2 separate regions of the Homo sapiens genome follow, and region 2 is linked to region 1. A link is a contact called in ENCODE Hi-C or POLR2A ChIA-PET data. All regions are on one chromosome and are shown on one strand. The core of a region is the stretch at or near the end of the contact, and the rest is flanking DNA. Distances in the headings are between cores, read along the strand shown. Region 1 holds the start of LINC01833 (long intergenic non-protein coding RNA 1833). Region 2 holds the start of SIX2 (SIX homeobox 2).

Region 1 (7,901 bases), core at 2,349-4,848:
GTCAAGAGCAGCAGTGCTGCCTCTCCTCGCCGCCTTTCATGCCGCGGCCGCTCCTTATTCTTGTGTCTCGGCCTCTCCCGGCCCCCTCGGACAAAACCCCCAGAGCCCGGCCACTCTCTTCCCGCTAAATCCCCTTCGGGGTCAGTGCTCTACCAGCACCGGGCCGCGCGCCTCTCCTGCCAGCCGTGTGGCTCTTAAAGAGCTGCACCCCTCCTCCGCCCTGCGCGATCCCCCGACCCCCGCCTCCCCTCCCCTCTCCTCCGGATCTAGCCCCCCACGCCGACGCCTGAGGTCCCTGCTGCCCCGACCGATGCCTGCGGACTCCCAGCCCCCTCCCCTCGCCTCCTCCCCTGAGCAGCCGGTGGGCCTGGCCTCGAGGCCACAGGGCTGAGTTCTACCCTCGCCTCAGGTCCCCTTTCTCACCAGCAGCGCACACCCCTCCCTTCCCCGCCCCTACTTTAGCCCTCTGGGTCGATCAAGGCCCGGGCACCGCCTTTGCCCAGCTCAGAGGTGATGCCTAAAGATTGCCAGTTTAGGGTTAAGTTAGGGGGTTATGTGATGGGAAATGGGGCAGGGCATGCTAGCGGAGCTAGGGAGAGAGAAAGGAAGAGAAGCAAACCAGATGGACTTGGAGGGCTCTCTGTATCCCAGGGCCTACCTGGCCTTTTGGTTCCTTTCCACGACCTCCCAGAGACGCTCACGCGGGCACGGGGTCCTGAGGTTACCAACCTGACCAGGCCCACTGTGTGTCTGAGGGATCCTGGGCATGTTTGTGTTTGTGTGTTGGGGGGTGGGGTCCAGAAAGTCCTGAGTGTGGATTTGGAGCAGCCTGCTTCCCAAGCCCAGAGCATTAATTCCCCCCAAAAGTAACCCTTAAGGGCCCAAGAGCTGTGTATGCAAGGAGGGAGTGAAGGACCTTGAGCTCCGACTGTCCAGGGAAAAGGGCATCAGAGGAGAGGGGAGACAGAAAGGGAAGGAAGGCTACACTTCCTGAGGACTGAAGCACAATTTTTAAGAGGGTGTCTTATATTTACTGGCCAGCCATGTCAGCTGCCCCACTAAGAAAAGGTGAAGTAGATGACTGCTTTGGTTTCCCTTCCTTCCAGGGCTCTGGCTCTCTGCCTCTCTGCCAGGCTGCCAGGCCAGTCTTGCAGGGTGGTCTTGCCTATAGCACTTTTTTTGCCAGGCCTCCCTGGGACTAGAAGCCAAAGAAGGGATACCTCTGTTGAGGGGGAGTGCAGGACGGGCTGTGGTCCCCTGCCTTCCCTACTGCCACTTGTCATAACATGTGACTGGGCTCTGTGAATGGTGGAGGCAATGATGGGTTAGGGAGGGGAGCTGCCCACCCTTTCTCAAATCCAAGTCCTGGCACACCAGGTCTGGCTGTTCAGAAGGGGAACCTTGGGAAGAAGTGTGTGGCCTCTGGGCAGTGGAAGCCAAGGGAACCTAAGGTGATAGGAGGATGGAAGGCTGACCCTCAGCCACCCCAGCATTAGTCCAGATGCACCTTTAAGGAACTGGAGTGACTAATTGATTTGCAATTGGTCCACTTGGGAGAGGCTGGCAGTGCACTCCCTGGGCTGGATCCTGAGACAGCAAAAGCCTCTCCTGCCACCCGCTCCCCTCCCTGCACTGCCCCCAACCAGTATGGCTCACACCTCCCAACTCTCCAGCCCCTCTCTCTTGGGAATGGGTAACTGCAGGCAGCTAGGCTGGGTTTGTGCCCACCCTCCTGGGCCTGGCAGTGGGAGGTGCCGTGGTTCAAGACAGAGCCAAACTTCCCCTGTTTCAGAATGTGGGGGGTGGAGGGTCCTTTAGAGGGCGGCGGGGCTCATTAGGCAGAGCAGGGTGCCGAGAGGTGCGCGTCGCCGGCCCCTGAGGCCGCCTTTGAGCCGTCGGGGCGGCTTCATTAAGCTGCGCTAACAAGGCGTACAAATGCCGAGCCCAGCAGCTTTCTTGCAATGCCCGGCCTTAGCAGGGCGCCGGACTAATGAGGGTCACTCAAAGGGGCTGATCAAATATTCAAATTTCCCCGCACGCCAGGAACTTTTATGCATGGAGAAAGTTGAGGCAACTGAGCTGTGTTTACTGTCCGGGGCGACAATTGCTTGGAGCGCCAGTCCCCGGAGGCTAAGGCGGGGGGCGGGGGTGCGGGGAGGGAGCAGTTGTTGTTGTTGTTTTTCAAAGGAAAGTAATCGGGGTCCTTGAAGGGCTTCGCGGCCTCCCCGCCTGCGTGCTGCGCTCCCCTGCGCCCTCCCTGGCCGCCCGCGCCAAGCGCCTCAGTTTGCAGCTTGCGGGGAGGCCCAGACTACGGGCCACCCGGCCAGCCTCCGCCTCCCGACATCCTGGGAGCCGGAAGGGGCGTTGCCCCCACAGGGCAAACCTTCCCCCGGCCTCCTGGTCGGCTGTTTAGAGCTGAGCAAGGCCAAGTGGGTGCAGCTGCCCCAACCCTCCGGATCCTCGTCTCCCGGAGGCCTGCAGACCCGTTGGCTTTCCCTGTAACCCAAAACAAGGAGAGAGTGGGAGGTCTCTCGGGCGTTCTCCAGATGTGGTTGAGACTTTCCCAGTGCTGGGGTGGCGGGTGACATTTGTAAATAAATGCCAGTTGGTCCGGGTACAAGGAGAACACTATTTAAACCCCAAAGACATCTTTTCTCCCTGCCCCACCTGAAGGCGATATTTTAGATCGCCGGGGCCAGGATTGAAGCGGGGATGATGGCAGCAAATTTGTTCTGCACAGGTGACCCGGCCTGTACGGGCGCCAAGTCCCAGATCCCGCAATCAGAGCGGCCAGAGAGCAGAGAAGAGACCTAGAGGATCTGCAAGCTGACCTATCCACCCGAGACTCTCCGCTCTGAGCGACCCCAGGGTGCAGGCGCCCTCCACGCGCCACCTCCTCTAGCGGTCCCCCAGGGTCCCTTCCCAGTCCTCGCACTGCCCTAGGGCTTGCTTGGTTCCCAGACCAGCGTGGAAGGCCGCTGGGCCCCGGAACCCAAGGTCCCTCTGCTTCTGCTCCACTCCCCAGTGCCCAGCGCCTGGGAATTTGGGAGGGGAAGCTCTGGCGCTCCACAGCCCTGCTTCCCACCCAAACACGCACTCAGAACCCCTCGACTGAGATCCTATGGAGCCTGCGCCCCCAGCCCGGCGGGGAGCCAGTCCGGCCCTCCGCTCTGGGACCAGCCGCCCCGCCTCCCTGCCCTGCTCTCCGGACTCTCAACTTACCCGCTCCAGGAGGCGGGAGTACTGCTTCAGGCCAGAGCCGAAAGGCGCTGGCGGCGGCTGGACCGCGAGGTGGGCTCGGTGGGCGGCGCCGAGCTCGGCTCTGCTGGGAGGCGCGGACAGCCCGGGGCTGCCACCTGCCCCACCGGGTCCTGGCGCACAAAGCTACACGCCTCTCTGCAGCCCTCTGCCCTGCTTCGCGTTCCGGAACCGCGGTCGCCACCCAAGCAGGCGGGGTGCGGCAGGGCGGCAGGGCGGCAGGCGCTGGGGCAGAGGCTGGGGGGCGGGGGTGTCGCCAGAGTCTCAGCCCCACTTGCCTCAGTTCTCCCTGAGTGGCGATGGTTTTTTATTTCAGCGCTTTCGGCAGAGCCCGCAGCACCTGCCCAGCCTCCCTCCGGGGCTGGCCGGGCAGTGGCAGGGAGAGGCCAGGTCGCCACCACCCGGAGGCGGGGGTTTCGGGGACGGGGAGGGGACTGACCGGGTTCACCCGCCCGCCCGGCGCCTGGGTCCCCGGCTCCGGGGGATGCAGTTTCGGGGTCACGAGCTGCTTTCAAAAAGTTGAACACAATATTCGGAAACCCACCCGTAGGAATTCTCCCCCCACACGCGGCACAATACCCACTCCCCTCCCCTTTTTCATTCCTTCCTCCCCCGCTTCCTCCTCCTGCCCCTTCCCCCTCCCACCCTTCAGCCTATAATCCTTCCCCTACGAGAGAAAGGGATCGGGAAGAAAACATGAAGTGTCTGTTTTTGTGTCCCAACCTTTGGGCTCTTTCTGGGCCCTCAGTGAATGACCGCCCAGAGCTTTCAGCTGCGTGGAGAAGGACTCATGGCCAGGAGGAGAGGAAATATATATGGAGTGGAGAGAGCACTGAAATGGGGCTTGGCAGGTCTTCCCTTTGGAGGAATATTTTTCTGCCCCAGTCGTCGTGTTGAAGACCTGCTACCCCACGGCTGTCTCTGGCTAAGTGAGCCAGTATTGGCCCCTCGCCGGACCCAGGGCCTCCCTGCCGCCCGGAATCCTCCAAGGAGGCTTGCACTTGTCGGCTTGCTCTTCTCCCCGGCCCTCAGAGGCCTGGCACTGCGGGAGTCAAGGCCTAAGCAGGGCTCCAGCTCGGGGTTTAGGGGCTGGGACACTCACAGCCCCAGTCACGTTAGGTTTCCCATTTAAATTCTCTCTCAACCTCTCTTTCTCTCTTCCCTCATTGAGATCACCAAAGTGGTGTGGACACGGCGCCTTGCCCCCAGATCTGCATCGGAATGCAGAAAAGATCTTTAAAAAAAAAAAAAAAAAGTTTTGAATTCCTCAATGATTTTTCTTCTGGAAAGGCAGCTTAGGATAATTATTTCAGCTTTATTGAGGGCAGATTAGTTGAAGTCTGGGCGCTGCGTTTCAATACGCGTTGTACACGGGCCGACAATGTGGTCATTGTTGGCTACTGTGTGTGAATCCATTCAACATATACACTTTTTAACACCAAACCGAGTCCTGTCTAAATATACACAGTGCTCAGGGAAAGACGTCTCTGACCCCGACAAATCTGCGTAAATCACACTTCCATAGTTACAGAAGCCTCACAAAGGGAGGCCCGGCTCAAGATGCTGATTACAGCTTCTTAAAAGCAACATACCTAAGAATAAATACCCATGCCTGGCCTAGGGGCTGTGGTGGCCAGAGGCAGAGAGGGCCCTCTGTGTTCTATGGGCCTTTTGGCGTCTGTTTTAGGCTTTCGATGTTACTTTCCCTAGAGAAATTAGACAGTTTAAAAATAATAATGGTAATTATTATTATTTTACAATACGAGCAAACAAGCAATTTTCAGGCCTTATTCACTTCATCCGGGTGGCTGGCCTCCAAAGTTTGAGTGCCCTCTGGGGCTGGCAGGCAGGACCAGAGCTCCTTCTGTTGTGTGGTGAGGAGTGGGCATCTGTAGGACTTTTCTGGGTCCAGAGGGCTCTTGGGCTTCTCGGCTCCCGCAGCTCCTCCACCACTCCTCAGAGAGGCAGCTGAATTCTGGGAAGAAACAAAGAGTTGAGTTGCTTCTTAAGATGGAAAGAAGTGTACTGTTTGGACTGTTATTTTAAAATACAGGGTGGTGGGGGAAATCGAGGCTCCTTGGCCGGGGAGGGAGTAAAGAGAAGCCTAATTGATGAAGAGGGAGTTGAGGTGAATGCGGTCCATGGGCACCGATGGGGGAGGCAAGAGCGGCCTCCAGCACCCTGGGAATTGGGCTCAGGCTCCCTGGCGCCAGATACCCTCGGAATCCGGGATCCCCGGCTGGCGCCACGGCCCGCTGGGCCAAGGTCGGTGCTTGGTGGGCCCCATGATCTCATCTCTCCTTTCTTCCTTGCCACTATTAGTGCTCACATAGGCAGAAAGAGGCGGCCCGACGTGCAAACCATGTGCAAACCGCGCCCGCTGGGCTGGTCAGCCGTCTTTCCTTGCCTGCCGACCTGGACTATGTGGAGCCTGGGGGACCCTCTTGCCTCCCAACAAAATCCCCTCTCTAATTGCACATCCCATTCAACAACTCTGCCCAGGGCTTTTCGAATTTCTGGATCAACTTCTTTAGGAAAAAGGGAAGAAGAAGTCTCAGAGACAGCGGTAGAGAAAAGAGGAGAGAGAGGGAGAAGAGAGAAGAGAGGAGGGGGAGGTAGCGAGATTAAGAGTTGCAAAGATAAAAAAAATTCTCTTTATCCCCCCACTTCTCCCTCCTTCCCTGCTCTCCCCCTCCCCCCGCCCTCTGGCTAAGTGGTAAAACCGTCCTTACGTTCTCGGTATTGATTGGCAGGGCTGACAGTGATTGGCAGTGGTTGCCGTGGCAACGCCACAACGACACGCCACAGACCAATAGAAAAGCGAAACAAAATGTTTCAATGCTGCACTCACTGTGGATTTAGGGGAGATATTATGAGGCTGTTGTCATTAGGGCGATTGCGGTGGAATCGCTGAATCTTGACTCGGCGGTGGTTGGCTCTCCCTCTCCTCTCTCCCTCTCCCTCTCCCTCTCTGTCTCGGGTTCTCTCTCTGCGCGCGCGCACCGGGCCGCTCTCCTACCTCCCTCTCTATGTGGCTGCGCGGGTGTGTGTGTGTGTGGATGTGTGTGGGGTGTGGGTGTCCCTTACGCCCTTCCTCCTCTCCCTCCTCCTCCTGCTCCCCCCTCCTTTCCTTCTCCTCCTCCCCCCTCTCCTCTCCCTCCTCCTGGTCCTCATCGCCCCTCTCCTCCTCTTCCTCCCCTCTCTCTTCCTCTCCCTGAATTTTCTCCTCTCCTCTCAGGTCAGTCCATGGTATTCCGCTCCCCCCTAGACCTCTATTCCTCCCACTTCTTGTTGCCAAACTTCGCCGATTCTCACCACCGCTCCATACTTCTGGCGAGTAGCGGCGGCGGGAACGGTGCGGGAGGCGGCGGCGGCGCGGGAGGCGGCAGCGGCGGCGGGAACGGTGCGGGAGGCGGCGGTGCTGGCGGAGCAGGCGGCGGCGGCGGCGGCGGCTCCAGGGCCCCCCCGGAAGAGTTGTCCATGTTCCAGCTGCCCACCCTCAACTTCTCGCCGGAGCAGGTGGCCAGCGTCTGTGAGACGCTGGAGGAGACGGGCGACATCGAGCGGCTGGGCCGCTTCCTCTGGTCGCTGCCCGTGGCCCCCGGGGCGTGCGAGGCCATCAACAAACACGAGTCGATCCTGCGCGCGCGCGCCGTGGTCGCCTTCCACACGGGCAACTTCCGCGACCTCTACCACATCCTTGAGAACCACAAGTTCACCAAGGAGTCTCACGGCAAGCTGCAGGCCATGTGGCTCGAGGCGCACTACCAGGAGGCCGAGAAGCTGCGCGGCCGCCCACTCGGCCCGGTGGACAAGTACCGCGTGCGCAAGAAGTTCCCGCTGCCACGCACCATCTGGGACGGCGAGCAGAAGACGCATTGCTTCAAGGAGCGGACTCGGAGCCTGTTGCGGGAGTGGTACCTACAGGACCCCTACCCCAACCCCAGCAAGAAACGCGAACTGGCGCAGGCCACCGGCCTCACTCCCACACAAGTAGGCAACTGGTTTAAGAACCGGCGGCAGCGCGACCGCGCCGCGGCGGCCAAGAACAGGTTAGTGGCGGGGCCCGCGGCCTGGCTACAGCCTCAGAGGCCTGGGAAGGGGAGAGGGGTTGAGATGGGGCTAGCGGAGCGGCCGCTGAGAGCCAGGGAAGCCGTGACTCCTGGCCAGTCGGAGAAAGTTTCCGCTTGTCCGGGACGCGCGGAAGAGGGGGCCGGGCTGGCTGTGGGTGTATTGATTGCTTTGACCAAGAGGGGCTTTCGTCAGGGCAGAGAGTGTGTGCTTGCGACCCGAGTACCCGCAGCCCCTGGGAGACTTAGCCCTGCGCTGCACCCGTGCCTGCCTCCTCAGCCCTGCCGCCAGCTCGGCGATCCTCTGGAGCCTAGAGACAGGGAGGGAAGGAAAGCACTCTTTGCCATCTGGTTCTTATTTCTGTGCGTTGCAAAACCCCGAGAGAAATCCACTAGCGTCAGAGAGAGGAAAGTGAACCTGGGTCCCTATCACAAGGGGAAAAGGCCAGAGGCCACTGCGCAGCGGGCCTGTTTCCCCGCAACGCTGCACGTTGCCTGACCGGGAGCAGGAGAGCCGGGCTGGGAGTGGAGAGGCCTAGCGTGTGCGTGTGCGTGTGTGTGTGCACGCCCGTG
Region 2 (7,901 bases), core at 3,270-5,769, 70 kb after region 1:
GCTGGTGTGGGGAGGGCAGCAGGCTGCCCCTCCCCGCTTCTGCAGCGAGTTTTCCCAGCCAGGAAAAGGGAGGGAGCTGTTTCAGGAATTTCAGTGCCTTCACCTAGCGACTGACACAAGTCGTGTGTATAGGAAGGCGTCTGGCTGTTTCGGGACTCACCAGAGAGCATCGCCAACCAGAACGGCCCACCCGGGGTGTCGAGTCTTGGTAGGGAAATCAGACACAGCTGCACTCCCGGCCCGCGGGCCTTGTGGCATATAACCATTTATATATTTATGATTTCTAATTTTATTATAAAATAAAAGCAGAAATATTTCCCGAAGAACATTCACATGAGGGCATTACGGGGAGACGGCAAGTCGGCGGCTCGGGGGGCGCGCTCAGCCGGGAGCGCTGTAGTCACAGTCCCGGGAGGAAGAGCGCGGTGTGGCGGGGCCTCGCCAAGAGAGAAGGAGGAGGGGCGTATGACGAGGCGGCGTTTAGGGGCTTCTGTGGCGCTGCCCTTTCTCTCTCACTTAAGTTACTAGACGAAAAGCTGACACCTGCAGCTCCCACTGACCCACATGGGCGAGGGAAAAGGCCTCAGGAGATGGCCTAGGTTCAAAGTCCCTGTATTTTCTCTCCTCTTCCCTCTCCCACCCCCTACTCCGGTAAAGCGAGGGCCAGAGGTAGGGGCAGATAGACCACCAGTCAGGAGGAGAAAGACAGGGGTACATACGGAGGGACCAGGACACAGAGTACAAGAGACTGGCAGGAGAGAAGAGAGGAGAAACAGAGAAGGAGAGAGAAAGGGAGAGACAGAAGGAGAGAATGAACGGTGGCAAGCTAGAAATCTAGAAGGAAAGCAATACAAGGAGAGGGAGAAAGACAGAAAGCAGAAAAAAGAAAAGAGAAGGAAGGGAAAGGAAGAGGAAAGGGGGAAAAGGCAAGACAAGAGAGGGTAAAAGGAAGAGACAGAGGGAGAGAGAGAATGACAGTGGTGTATAATTTATTCCCTTCTGTGGTTCAAGACTCAGTCTCCAGCCCCAAAAGGATCCTAAAAGTAACTTGTTGAAAATAAATCCCAAACAAGAACCAACATAGACAGCTATCTGCCCTACCCGGCTGTTCTACCCGCTCAGCCTGCGGGTCTTTCAGTACCTGGTGGGGCCGCAGGGGCGGGGCGCCCCTGGACACCGCCACTCCACGTCCCCAGTGTCAAGTCACAAAAGGCAAGCTCATCAAGGCAAATGGGTTCTAGGAGCCCAGGTCCACGAGGTTGGCTGACATGGGGTTGAGGATGGAGTCCTGCAGGCCATGGTGGTGTTGCAGTGGGTCCGCTCCACCTCCGCCTGGCACCGGCACTGGCACTGCGCTGGGGCCCGGAGGGTGGCCCAGGCTGTGCAGGGACGGCAGCCCAGGGGGCGGCGGGCTGAGGAGCAGTGCGGGGCTGGATGATGAGTGGTCTGGCGTCCCCGATGGAGTCTTCTCATCCTCCGAGCTGCCTAACACCGACTTGCCGCTGCCATTCAGCGGGTTGTGGCTGTTAGAATTGGAGTTCTCGTTGTTCTCCCTGCAAGTGCGGGAGCAAAGCAGCGGGGTCAGCAGGGACATCGAGACCACCCAGCGCCATCTCAGTCACAGTCAGAGCCAGCCACCAGCCTCGGGAGACAGATCCCGGGCTTGTGGCCTGCGGGTGTTTTCGGTTTCTACCATTTCCTCGACCTGGTCTGGGTTCTCCTTTCTGCCCGTTCTCTCCATCTCTCAACACCCAATTTCTCTTGCCCCTCTGCCCTTATCGTCCCCACCTCTCATGCTGTCAATCTCATCAATATCTTTTCTATATTTCCTCTTTCCCCCCTTCCCCAATATTTCTTTTCAGGAACAGAGGTGCAGGAGAACAGGGTTCCCTGAAGTTGTGGGGTGAGCCGGGAGGAAGAGACGATGCCTGGATTTTCAGATCACTCTAGGCTCCACAAGCCAGGTTTGCTGGGTAGATGTGGGGCTAGCAGGTTAAGGAACCCTGGATCCCAGGTCAAGGGATTTAGGGCCTCTCACAAGACTTCATTTCCCTTTGCTTTTTCTGCCCGAGGGAGACCCCTGGCTGGGAGACAGGCTCCTGGGGCTAAGCGTCCTTTCCCTGTAGCTCCAAACTGGGCAGCCCTGTGAGGGCTCTCCTTGCTGGGCCTAGAGACAAGGGTCCAAGGATGGAGGACTCCCTTTCCGTGGTGGTACAGTGAAAACGTCAGCTCGGAGACCAGAAGCTTGGGGGATAAAGGGCAGCCCCTGGGAGAAGGCCGAGGCTTTTCCATTGTAACCAGCCACTCCGGGAATCTGCAGCTCTCATCTGGGGCCTGGTCTGAGAACCCAGGTTTTCAGGAGTCTGATCACATGCCGGTTTGGGTGGAGGGGGACCCAGCAGAGAGAACCCACCTCCTTCTATGCCTTTGACTGACAGCTCCTCCCCAGATTTGGATATTTAAAATCCTGGGTAGGATCTCTTGTCACCAGCTTCGGGAGGGTTTTTCTTTCTGCTTTCCTGGGAGGGAGCTTCCCACAGGGCTGGCAGCTGAGACCTCACCACTGTGGAAACTCCAACCTCAGGGTCTCAGATACCTGGAAGTATCTGAGCCTGCAGCACTCCCCCTAAGATGTTTCTGGTTCAGCACCCTCACCTCTGACCCTGATCATTCAAACTCAGGGTGGAACACACCCCATATCACCAACCCCAGGTGTCCTGTTTTGCTCTTACCCCGGGCTGGATTCTGTTCCCATAATAAGTTTCTCTCCAGGTTTGAGGTCCTGAGGGGTTATAGGGCAGGCAGTGGCAAGGGCCTAATGATCAACCTTTAGGCTGGTTCAGGAAGTCCTGGTTTACCTGAGGACATCCAACTCCCAGCCCCTCTGTGCCTCTCAGCTCACCGCAGACATTCCGACCTACCCATCAGAGGTAGGGCCTAAGGAGAGAGGCATCAAGGGCCTGGAGTGCCAGGGAAGGGCGGCTATCTCTAGCAAGGCAGAAAACAGGGCATGCGTCTCTTCTCTCCCAGAACTGACACTTCCTCCCTTTCACCTCTGGATCCTTTCTAAGGAGATAAAGGACCCGCTCTCAACTCCATGTGACAACGAAAATTCATGGCCTGGCTTTTCCCCATCCAGGTCATTCTAGGGAAGTTCCAGCCCCAGTCCCGACCCCATCACACTTTGGCCTGGAGCTAAGGCTGGGGGGAAATGCCGGGAAGCACCACCAGCAAGAAATCTGCAAATCCCCTTTCATCTGGGCTCAAACCCCTCTGTCCTGAGGATGACCAGACCTACTGTGCCTGCCTCACAGGGGATACAGGCCCACAGTTCTGCGCTGCCCCGAAGCTCTCTGCTTCTCCACCCTTTTCCTCTAGCGACCGAGTAGTTAGTTGACAACTTCCTGAATTGCTCTGCCCGCTTTAGACAAATCCCTGCTCGCCGGGTCTCCGGCATAGAAAGGCCTAAGCATCGTCCAAGTCAGGCCGGGCTGCCGCTGGGCTGTGGCCGGGCCTGGGGGCCCAGTTTAGGCCTCTCCGGGGGACCGGCAGAAGCCCTGCGAACCCCTCCCTTGGGCCCCGGGGAGCTGGCGCCGAAGAAGGTCTACTTACTCGTACCTTTCCTTGGCCTCGGCCGCCCGGTCGCGCTGCCGCCGGTTCTTGAACCAGTTGCTGACCTGTGTGGTGGTGAGGCCCGTGGCCTCCGCCAGCTCACGCTTCTCGCGGGGTGAAGGGTAGGGGTTGTGCGCGTACCACTCGCGCAGCACGCTGCGACTCTTTTCCTTGAAGCAGTAGCTGGTCTCCTCGCCGTCCCAGATGGAGCGCGGCAGCGGGAATTTGCGGCGCACGCGGTATTTGCCCACGGCGCCCAGGGGTCGGCCGCGCAGCTTCTCCGCCTCGATGTAGTGTGCCTTGAGCCACAGCTGCTGCAGCTTGGCGTGGTTGTGCGGCGAGAACTGGTGGCTCTCCAGGATCTTGTAGAGCTCGCGGAAGTTGCCGCGGTGGAAGGCCACCACGGCCTTGGCCTTGAGCACGCTTTCATTCTTGTGAAGGTGCTCGCAGGCGGGCAGCGACCACAGGAAGCGGCCCAGCCGCTCGATGTTGCCGCCCTGCTGCAGCACCTCGCACACGCACGCCACTTGCTCCTGCGTGAAGCCGAAGGTGGGCAGCATGGACATGGTGCCGGCTGCGTCCCCGCCCGCCCGCGCGCGCCCTCACCGGGCCGCGCGGTCCCGCATGGGAGCTTCCTCGCCGGGCCGTCCGGGCCGAGACGCGGGCGGGGCTGGCCCCCTGGCCCGGCACTGGCCCCCGGTGAGCCCCGAGTCACTGCCGTACGTCCCCGCGCCGGCCGCGGGTCCCACGAAGCTCCGAACCCCAACGGCCCGCGCGCCTGGCCCAAGCCCTCGCCCAAGCCCGGGGGCCGCCCGGGGCGCCGCTCCGCATGCTCCGCGCCCGCCCGCCGTTCCCTCGCTCGCTTCTCACTCGTTCTCCCTCCCGTCTAGCTGGCTCTCAGCTTTCTTAATAATATTATTCTAAGCGGGCATGAGGCGCGGCGGCCCGCGCCCTGATTGGTCCGGTTATCTGACCCGGGGCCTGCCAGCGCCAGACAATAGTCGGAGTCAAATTATTCGCCATGGAGACGCTGTCAGTCACTGGTAACCCGAGCCTCGGCGGGCCGGGCGGCTCCCCCCGGCCGGCTCCGCTGACAGATCGCCCCGCTCCGCGCAGAACTGAGGGCGGCTCTACTGGAGCCTGGGGCGCTCTGAGAGCCTGGGAGGCGGAGAGGGGCCGGGTTGGGGCCGGCGGCGGCGGAGATTGACGGGGCGGATGCCCAAAGAGGGAGGGAGGAGGAGGACAGGAGAGCGGGGGGAGCGGGCGAAGACGAAAAGGGGTGGATCGAGGTGGGGAGAGAAGAGGAGAGAAGGGAAGGCGGAGACCGTTTAAGGGGGTGTCCAGGAGGAAGGGGAGGGAGAGGGGTGGAAGGAGACTCCAGGGGAAGAAAGTTTGGGCAGCTTTGGCTAGGAGAGGGCTCTGCAGCCTCGCCCAGACCCTACAGGGTTCCCCTTCTCCCCAGGTCACCGCGTCCCTCCCAGGCTCTCTGTTCACCGGGCACATTCTACCCCGGCGCAGGCCAGTGGGATGGGAGAGTTTGGACGTGCTCGGGTGCCGCCCAAAGACTTGGCTTTTTCTGCTGACAGCGCCCCACCCCCATCCTAGAAACTCTGGACTCAGCGGTCCTCGAGGGAAAAGGGGAGGGAGTAGACGAAAGAAATGGGGAAGATTTGGCAGTGGCCGCAGGCGGACGCCGGAGAATCGACTTCCCGGAGGATCCCGCCTTTCCTCCCTCTCCTAGCCCCGCCGGCTGCCTGGCGGCCTGTACCGCCCCAACTCTGCGCTCTCTGCTCCTCGCCGGGCGGGGACTCAGACTTAACCCCACGGGTCCCACAGCCCGAGGAGCGCCAGGCAGTTCCGTGTGGCCTCTATGGAAGCTGACTCCGGCCGGCAGCTGCGACGCAGAACCCCGGACGGCGCAGACCCGCAGTCTGCCCACCGGGGCGGGGGAGAGGGGCGACGGCAGGGACTCTAGGACGGTGGTGGGGCTTCCCCGGTGGGTGGTCGGGGAGGAGAACGGAGGCAAGATTCCCAGTCCTCCCGCTTCGCCGCTGGGGATCGGCTCGGCTCCTGGCCACTCCAGCCTGGGAACCGGCTCGCTGAGCTCCGGGATGAGGTGCTTTAAAAGGGGGTCCTGTTTTTTGCTTCTTTGTCAGGGTGCCAATGGAAACATGTGGTGCTGGTCCTGTGGGAGAAGGGCTCGCACAAAGGTGGGAGAACTGAGGATGGGTGTGTTCTTGCTCTACGTTTTGAAAAGCCCGGGGCTTAGCTCCTTCCCGGACATGTCCTTTCCACTTCCTTCAGTTTCCTCCTCTTCCCCCCTCAGCTGCTGCAGGCCAGGAGCTCCTAGGGCCATACTCAGTGCCTGACCCAAGCCAGCACAAATCCTGGGCTCTGCCCTCAGCCAGTCTAGGGCTATGGAACCCGAGTCTAGGCCAGTTCCTTCTTTCCCACCCTTTTATGCTTTCTATGGAGTTTGTGCTAGGAGCGCGGAATGGGAGTCTAGAGCCCTGGGTTCAACTTTTGGTTTTGCTTGGTGTCTATGGTAAGGCATATATTTATGCCTTTGTGTTTATTTCCTTCTCTGCAAGATTTCAAAAATTTTCCCTGTGCTGCAGCATTCCGGAAGTCCTTTGGGAGTGTTGTAGGCATGAGAGAATGGAACCCTGGGACTCCTCTTAAGACTTTAGCTTCCAGGGGCCTACCCTGGCATGTTGAATGAGGCCACAGGGCTGACAAAGTAGGTCCCAAGCCAGTGCGGGTGCAGAAAGGGGAAGCTTTCTGCAGAAATCCAGGTGGCATCTTTAGAGTCTGTATCTGTGGGCTGGGAGGAGGTCTGCTGTGTCCAGGCCACCCTATCCAGAGTCCTATGCACTGCTGCACAGGGGCTGCCCCAGAGTTGGATCTAAGGACCCTGGGAGACATGGAGAAGAATTTACCGCAGACTGTGATGAGGTTCAAAGCCCAATTTGCTGACCTCCAACAAAAGTGCAACGTACTCTTTTCAGCACGTCTCCTTCAGCTACGTGGTTAAAAGGATTCACCTGGCTGGCTGGTCCCAGCCCTGGCAATGGCCATCTTACATCTTAGCGTGCTTAGGCTGGGGCTGCAGAGGAGCACCCTGGTCTGGTGTGGGTGAGTGAGACCAGGCAGTCACTTCCTGGTATGAGACCCTGGGCCAGTCCCCAGTCTGCTCTTCATTCTCTTCCACTATTAGATTGAAGCCTGGGTAATCTCTCAAGTTCCTGCTGGTTCTGGGATGGGGTGGGTCTAAGAACACTAACCCTGAAAAAGCATACAATCTCTGCAACCTCAGCCACAGCCTTCACCATGAATGTGCCACTCCTCTGACCCATGAAGCTTTAAGATTAAACTTCCCCCAGGACTGGGTCCCGCCTATGTTCAGTGAAAGCAGATTTTTCTGGAGCTTCAGACTCACTGTTCCTCCAAGTGCTGCCCTCTTTGCAGCCCCTGGGCCCTAAGCCCATGAATCAGACCTGCCAGGAGCCTCCAGGCAACACTAAGCAGCACAGAGAGAACAGAACAGACATGGGGCCTGCCACCGTGGATAACATACTGTGTGCCATATGAAAAGTCATTACAGAGGAAGCACTGAAAACCTGGAGCACCGTTACCCGATGTATGGGTGTGTGTCAATATGCCCCTCATTCTCCTCCTCCCCCATGTATGTAGAAAACTGGTTCCAGCACATCTGGGCCAGAACCTCTTGGTAGCAGCAGTAGCTGGGTTACATGCTGAATGAGGGTCTCCTCACACTCCTTAGCCCCTTCCCTGCCTGGCCCATTCCCCGATAGTCTTTGCCACAGAACAGAATACTTGGGAGGTGTCTGGATGAGGATTTAATAGCCAGCCTGAGCCAATGACAATCTCAGCCCCCTAGTTGCAGTGCCCAGAGCAATTGCTGAGAGGCCTACGGGGTGCCGAAACTTTTGGTTCTACCTCACTCCAATCTCCGGAATCCCTGTCCTCCTTCCTGTCCAAAGACCCATTCCCAAGAGGCTTGTGCTTGCTTTTTATCCAGCAAAAACGGGAGAAACTCCATGGCTAGGGGGAGAAACCTTTTCGGAACCATGGAAATTTGAGCTTTACTGAAACACCTCCTTTCACCTCCAAGCTTCCCTGAAGTCCCTGGGAGGATGAGACTTTCTGGAAAGCAGCAGCAGGGGTGGGTGGGTGCTCCCCAGTGATCTCAGGCTGATGGAATAGCTTTGTCCCAGACGAATTGTCAGGGACAGTTTGGGGTCTTTGTGCCTGGAGTTGGGCAGGAA

The links. Hi-C counts contacts between places; a loop is a spot of excess contacts on that map. ChIA-PET counts read pairs that join two places held with the same protein, here RNA polymerase II (POLR2A). Pooled maps may share reads with other maps.
Region 2: a loop to region 1 is called in a map of HUES64, with 3 times the contacts of the local background. The contact joins the promoter of SIX2 here to the promoter of LINC01833 in region 1. A Hi-C loop is called at or near these places in 2 of 168 maps with a recorded cell type or tissue (HUES64 and naive thymus-derived CD4-positive, alpha-beta T cell), 18 of 37 single-sample maps with no recorded cell type and 14 of 50 pooled maps. POLR2A ChIA-PET finds 5 or more read pairs at or near these places in 2 of 52 experiments (AG04449 and H1).

Annotation. Positions count from the first base shown.
Region 1 is chr2:44,935,601-44,943,501 of GRCh38, forward strand. LINC01833 (long intergenic non-protein coding RNA 1833) reads right to left here and starts at 3,599. Exons shown (of 2, transcript NR_147195.1): 1 at 3,223-3,599. SIX3-AS1 (SIX3 antisense RNA 1) reads right to left here and starts at 6,278. Exons shown (of 2, transcript NR_103786.1): 1 at 6,110-6,278; 2 at 4,554-5,233. It overlaps SIX3 (SIX homeobox 3), which reads left to right and starts at 6,102. Exons shown (of 2, transcript NM_005413.4): 1 at 6,102-7,310. The coding sequence starts at 6,505. RefSeq lists enhancers at 1,281-1,814, 1,815-2,347, 3,766-4,267, 4,268-4,767, 5,536-6,062 and 1 more and silencers at 2,221-2,300, 3,295-3,424.
Region 2 is chr2:45,004,933-45,012,833 of GRCh38, forward strand. SIX2 (SIX homeobox 2) reads right to left here and starts at 4,520. Exons shown (of 2, transcript NM_016932.5): 1 at 3,619-4,520; 2 at 250-1,553. The coding sequence starts at 4,178. The coding sequence ends at 1,238. RefSeq lists enhancers at 854-1,397, 1,398-1,941, 3,215-3,988, 4,993-5,592, 7,856-7,901.